Regions from separate parts of the Homo sapiens genome. Here region 1 is linked to region 2. Evidence: chromatin contacts called from ENCODE Hi-C or POLR2A ChIA-PET data. All regions are on one chromosome and are shown on one strand. Each heading gives the region's core, a stretch centred on a gene start or an enhancer-like site at or near the end of the contact. The rest is flanking DNA. Distances are from core to core; before and after follow the strand shown. Region 1 holds the start of UBE2E3-DT (UBE2E3 divergent transcript). Region 2 holds the start of CCDC141 (coiled-coil domain containing 141).

Evidence for each region. A loop is a pair of places that touch in the nucleus more often than their neighbours do. ChIA-PET counts read pairs that join two places held with the same protein, here RNA polymerase II (POLR2A). Pooled maps may share reads with other maps.
Region 1: a map of naive thymus-derived CD4-positive, alpha-beta T cell shows a loop between it and region 2 (4-fold over the local background). The contact joins the promoter of UBE2E3-DT here to the promoter of CCDC141 in region 2. A Hi-C loop is called at or near these places in 2 of 168 maps with a recorded cell type or tissue (both naive thymus-derived CD4-positive, alpha-beta T cell) and 5 of 50 pooled maps. POLR2A ChIA-PET finds 5 or more read pairs at or near these places in 1 of 52 experiments (OCI-LY7).

The regions. Positions count from the first base shown.
Region 1 is chr2:180,979,567-180,982,266 of GRCh38, forward strand. It overlaps UBE2E3-DT (UBE2E3 divergent transcript), which reads right to left and starts at 1,446. Exons shown (of 2, transcript NR_187176.1): 1 at 500-1,446; 2 at 1-100. It overlaps UBE2E3 (ubiquitin conjugating enzyme E2 E3), which reads left to right and starts at 1,039. Exons shown (of 6, transcript NM_006357.4): 1 at 1,039-1,407; 2 at 2,452-2,670. The coding sequence starts at 2,477. RefSeq lists a silencer at 457-1,316.
Region 2 is chr2:179,048,856-179,051,555 of GRCh38, forward strand. It overlaps CCDC141 (coiled-coil domain containing 141), which reads right to left and starts at 1,282. Exons shown (of 24, transcript NM_173648.4): 1 at 985-1,282. The coding sequence starts at 1,086. RefSeq lists enhancers at 779-828, 1,019-1,268, 1,279-1,358.

The DNA.
Region 1 (2,700 bases), core at 196-2,695, 1.9 Mb after region 2:
AGTTCTCAGTAGCTGGAGAAGGCCTGGGTGGCAAACAGGAAGTTTTTGTATTCTGGCTACTTTGTGCCGTGGGGTAAAAACCGCAGAGTCCACCTGGAGACTGCAAAAAGAATGGTAGAACAAACAAAACTGTCACTATCTCCACCTAAAGCTTTTCTGGGTGGACATTCTGACTCAACATCACTCAGAACTTTTCTTTCCAGAACTGGCTCCTCATGTGCAAGACAGAAGAGTCCCGCAGAAAAGTGTCATGTTTTAGCTCTCATCGCCACCCCCCAACCCCAAACTCTTCTCCTTCACTTTTAAGAATGTTGAGCGGGACATTTTAAACACTGTTTTGGATTTTTAAGGTTTCAAATAATCCGAAGGACACTTCCCTTTGGCAGCGACAGTTGCAAGCTATGAGCCAAAAAGAAATAGAGGTTGTTCCCCTAATCTCCAAATACATTCTACCCTCTTCAATTCCCAGGACCCCAACTTGTCCCTTCCTCCAGCTTACGCGAGGGGCAAGTGGCAGCTCTTCTCCGCCTGCGTGCCTGGCCTCGTCAACAACACCCATTAGTCTCCCGTCTCCCGGGGCGGCGGGGGACTCCCAACCACGCGCCCAGGGCCCTTGCCCAGGTACTGGGGCCCCGGGAGCCACGACGGCCCCCGCGCAGGCGGATGGGATGGAACCAGCCCTGGGGACGCGGGTAGCCCAATGGGCAGCCTCGCCCCGGAGGCGGGCCCAGGCCGGAAGCCACCCCGCGGCACAGCGGCCCCGCGATACGGTGCCCGCGCCCCCGCCTTCTCTGGCACAGGCTCCGCGGCCAAGGGCGGCAGGGGCCAGCCCGCCGGGTCCCCGCCGCGCTCTTTGTCCTGGCCGCGCGCGGGCGGACGCGTGCACCCCCAGGGTGAGGGGAGGTGTGGAGAGCGCGCACGGGAGCGCGCGGGAACAGCTCGCGCCCGCCGGGCGTCGGCGGCGCGCGCCCCTCCGCCAGGCAAGCAGCGAGCACGCGCGTCGCCGCCGCGCCCGCCCCTCCCCCCCGCGCTCGCCTCGGAACTTGCTGACTGCGCGGCCGGGAGGAGCCGAGCCGGGCGGCGGCGGCGGGAGGCTACAGCGCGCGGGGGTCTCCCGCGTCCCCTCCGCCTCGCCGGGAGCTCGCGCCCTCGCCCAGCCGAGCTCCCACCCCCGCTTTTTTCCGAAGGCGCTGGGCGGCGCCACCCTCCGGCCGGAGCCCGGCACTGCACAACCCCCTCCGACTTTCAATGTTCCACACTCCCCGGCCAGAGCCTCCTCGGCTTCTTTTTTTCCCTCCCCCCCCTTCCCCCCCCCACAGCTGCCTCCATTTCCTTAAGGAAGGGTTTTTTTCTCTCTCCCTCCCCCACACCGTAGCGGCGCGCGAGCGGGCCGGGCGGGCGGCCGAGGTAAGGCGGCGGGGCCGGGGGGCCGCGTGGGGGGCGGCCGGGGCGGCGGCGGCGGTGGGGGAGGGGGCGGGGGCGGGCAGCTTTGTTCGCGCCGGGCGCCCGCGTCGCCGGTGTCCGCGAGCCGCGGCGGGGCCGGCTGGGCTGCTCGCATCACTTGGCGCCCGGCGCGGCGAGCGCTACCCGCGGCCCCCGCGCGGCCCTCCCCACAAAGGGCCGCGGAGCTGCGTGGCCGCCGCCGCCGGCCGTGGCTCGCCTCCGCGGGCGCGGAAATTTGTTGCACTTCTTGGGGCTTTGTTTATTTGTTTGTTTTTTCTCTGGGTTTCTTATTTTTTTCGTTATTTTGGACAAAATGTCGGTCCGTGATATAAAAATTGAGCGAGGAACCTTGGTGGCATTGGGAGCTTTGCAGAAGGTGCAGTTTGAATTCTGCTTTTCCCAGGGTGGCAGCTCGGTCTTGGCCGGATGAATCTTCGCTGCTGGCCGTGGAAACAGCTAGAGCAGCTCGTTAGTTGATTTTTAAATTTCCAAGTGTTGTGTTTAAAGGCTTTACGTGCACTGAGGAGGAATCGCCACCTTAAATAAGCATATGGGCGATTAACAGGGTGTGTTTTCCTCTCGGAAAGGGAATTTGGTAGCTTTGACCAATGTCAGTGTGTAAATATTTAGACGTTATTAGTGACTTTTAAACATTTTTCAGCGAGATCTGTTATTTACAGTGTGTCATATGTTATTAATGCTTGTTGCCTAAGTTCCTTGGCAAATCTGTTTCATGCCTTCTGAGAAAGTAGACAATTGATAGATTGTCCAAGAGACGGAAAAAAATGTGAGTGGGTTTTCTAACTTGAGTTCGGCAAATCCCTTAACGCTGGCGTTGTGTGACACATCACCTCCCTTGTACGTACCCCTGTTGTACGATGAAATAAGTGTGAACACTTTTGAAGCTTTTTCATTACAAGACGATTTTAGATGACTAGAAGAAAATGCTGTTGGTTTATTTCCTAGATTTAACATTTTCTCCTCCTCCTCCCCTGTTCTCTTTAAAAGTTTTCCAAGAGATAACTTCACCAAGATGTCCAGTGATAGGCAAAGGTCCGATGATGAGAGCCCCAGCACCAGCAGTGGCAGTTCAGATGCGGACCAGCGAGACCCAGCCGCTCCAGAGCCTGAAGAACAAGAGGAAAGAAAACCTTCTGCCACCCAGCAGAAGAAAAACACCAAACTCTCTAGCAAAACCACTGCTAAGTTATCCACTAGTGCTAAAAGGTAATGTGTAAAAGAAGGATCCAGCACACT
Region 2 (2,700 bases), core at 32-2,531:
TATGAATTTTCACATTACCATAAAATTCACAGCAATTAAGTTAAAGTAAACATGGCTTGCTGTCCATGCTCTAACAAAAGGCCAGAAAAGTCATTCAATTAAACCTGGTGGGGACCTGAAAGTAACTGGTTTGTGACCATCAGCTTGTTTGCCAGCTTTCCCTTCATTAAACACTGAATTATTTAGGTGGAATATCATCTAAAGCCCAAGCCTAGTGCTTGAAAGCTTTTTTTTACAGGGCATTTCCATGGAGAATAAAATCATGGAGTTCTTCTTCAGCCTAAAGATGTGTGGTCATCTTTGCAAATGGGCAAATGGGTTGTCATAAAACATGCAGTAATTGTAAACCCTAAGTGGCTTCTACTTCCTGCTGTTAAGAGCAAATTTGACACAAAGCTTTTGTACCTTTCCTTGCATGGTCTTCGTTACTGGACAAGGATTTAGTAGTTTCTTTACCATGTCAAAACCAGTGTGGCAAAGGGCACATGTCGGAGCCCTTTACTTGGTGTTTTCTGAGTTCCATCGTGCTTAAAGCAGTGCCCTCCCCCTGTCTGTCGGGACCTGCCTCCTCCCACCTCCATCACATCCACTCTCAAAAATCACAAGCATTCCACAGGTCCATTGGACTCTTTAGTCAGGCAATCATGAACTTCCAGTTACCAATGCCTTGCTTTTAAAGACCAAATTGACAGTATATGCTAGAGGTTTTCTTTTCTTTATTTTTCTTTCTTTTCTTTTTTTTTTTTTTTTTAAATCAAGCTGCTATAGATGCTTTCTGGCTGACTGAAAGGAAAGAGAATCTCTGGTAACTGCTGAAACTTGTAGAGGTTTCTCTTAGTAGCCCATTTTAGAAAGCAGTAAGAGTGCTTGCTGCGTTGTCTTCTCTATGCTGTGTCCTGCCGATTGCATGGAATGTTCTTTAGGGTTTTCAACACACAGCTAGAAGCCCACAGCCGCACAGAAAAAAGGAAGTTGTTAGCTTACCTTTATGACAGCTATAACGATTTTGGAGTCCCCAGCCTGCACAGCAACTGAACTGACTGTCGTCGTAGAAAGCGCAACACTAGGACTTCCTTGGCTGGACATGGTACTTTAGAACCAGAGTTTATACTTTGGGCAGCCTCTGGACAGTTGTGTGTCTGCTGGTCATTTCAGAAGGCCAGGGTTACTTGGATTCATTCAGGGAAAGAGCTCAGCTCACACTGATTACTCTGCCAAAAGGAAAGAACAGGAGGTTAAAAATAGACAACCCCATTGAGTTTATCGTGAGAGAGAAAGGAGCGAACGAGAGAGAATTGCCACGCCCCTAGTATGGTGACACTAAGTGCCTGTTATTTTTGCTGTTATCTTAAATGTGGAGGACAGCTTCAAGCTCTTTCCTTATCAGCTGATGTTTGATAACAAATGGAAAAAAAAATTACATCCTGACAACCCAAATTAGTTTTGCCACCGAAACTATGCCATTGTAACCATGGACTTTGAAACAAGTAAGTCTTTGACCTGGTTATCAATCTTTTCAAGATTTTTGAAATCTCTCTGATGCAAAGAGAACTACCAAAGTGTACTTTAAAAAAGTTTTGGTATTTGTCTTGGGGTTAAGTCACAAATTGCTTAAAACACATTTTTAGATTAATCTGCTTTTCTAAAACTTACTGTTCTTTGCTAAATGAAGTTTAGATGGAATAGCCACATTTTCTCAGAGCCTCAGATTTCTTAGGAATTTTTAAAAAATATTTCAACCAGCATTTATAAATAGGTGCCTATCATTTCAGATTTTCTTTGTGACTATTCTGCTCCATTGGACAAGGTTTTCAAGTTCAGTTATTAATACCATGAGAAAGCAAAATACTTTGCTGTTACCTTTTAATTGCAGCAAGAAAATGTTTTCTGTGTGGTTAAAAGTTATTAAGACATATATTTTGCTGCAATTAAAAACAAAAACAAAAAGGAAAGTACTGTGCTTCAGGCTTTTTATTCCCTACCCCCACCTCCTGTTCAGGAAAATTATAGCCAGCTTCAAATCAGTGCCCCACATTGGTAGATTAATCCTATTGCTAGAAACTCAGCCTGTGTCACAAGTTGTCTGTGGTATTAAACAGCAGCTGTTGGATTCCCTGTCAAAGAACAGCTGAAAATAACACTAAAGTTTAGGTCAGAAGTCAGATGCAAACATATCAGAGTTACTAACTCCAAAGCTGCTGGAAGCATTGGAAATCTCTGGGACAAAGCCACAACAGAGAATATAGCAAAAAACAGTTTTAATGAATCCACTTGCTCTGTAAACCTTTTAGCCCAATTTAATAGTAGGTTCAGGTTCAGGGCCAATGTTTAGAAGACTGAGTCAGCTCCATTGCTTTGTTTTGCTAAGGTTCATGATCATATTCTTGATTCAAAGGGGAAAAGTACTTTTACACATACTTCAGTGTTCAATTATTTTTGTTTCCAAGAGCATGTCATGGCTGCTCTGCAGCTGTGTAGCCACCACCCATGTCCTCTGCGCTCAGCATCTGCCTGCTGCCCCAGTGAGATGGAAACCATACCTAGATCCTAGTCCCTATGCAACACGAACTTCACCTGACCCCATGAAGGGAACAATTGGAGCGAGCTCAGGAAAGCAGATGCCGAGCAAGCTATGATGTAGCAACTATTGCAAATGGTTTCATTTTATGGCAGGGCTGGAGAGCTTGCAAAGAGGTAACT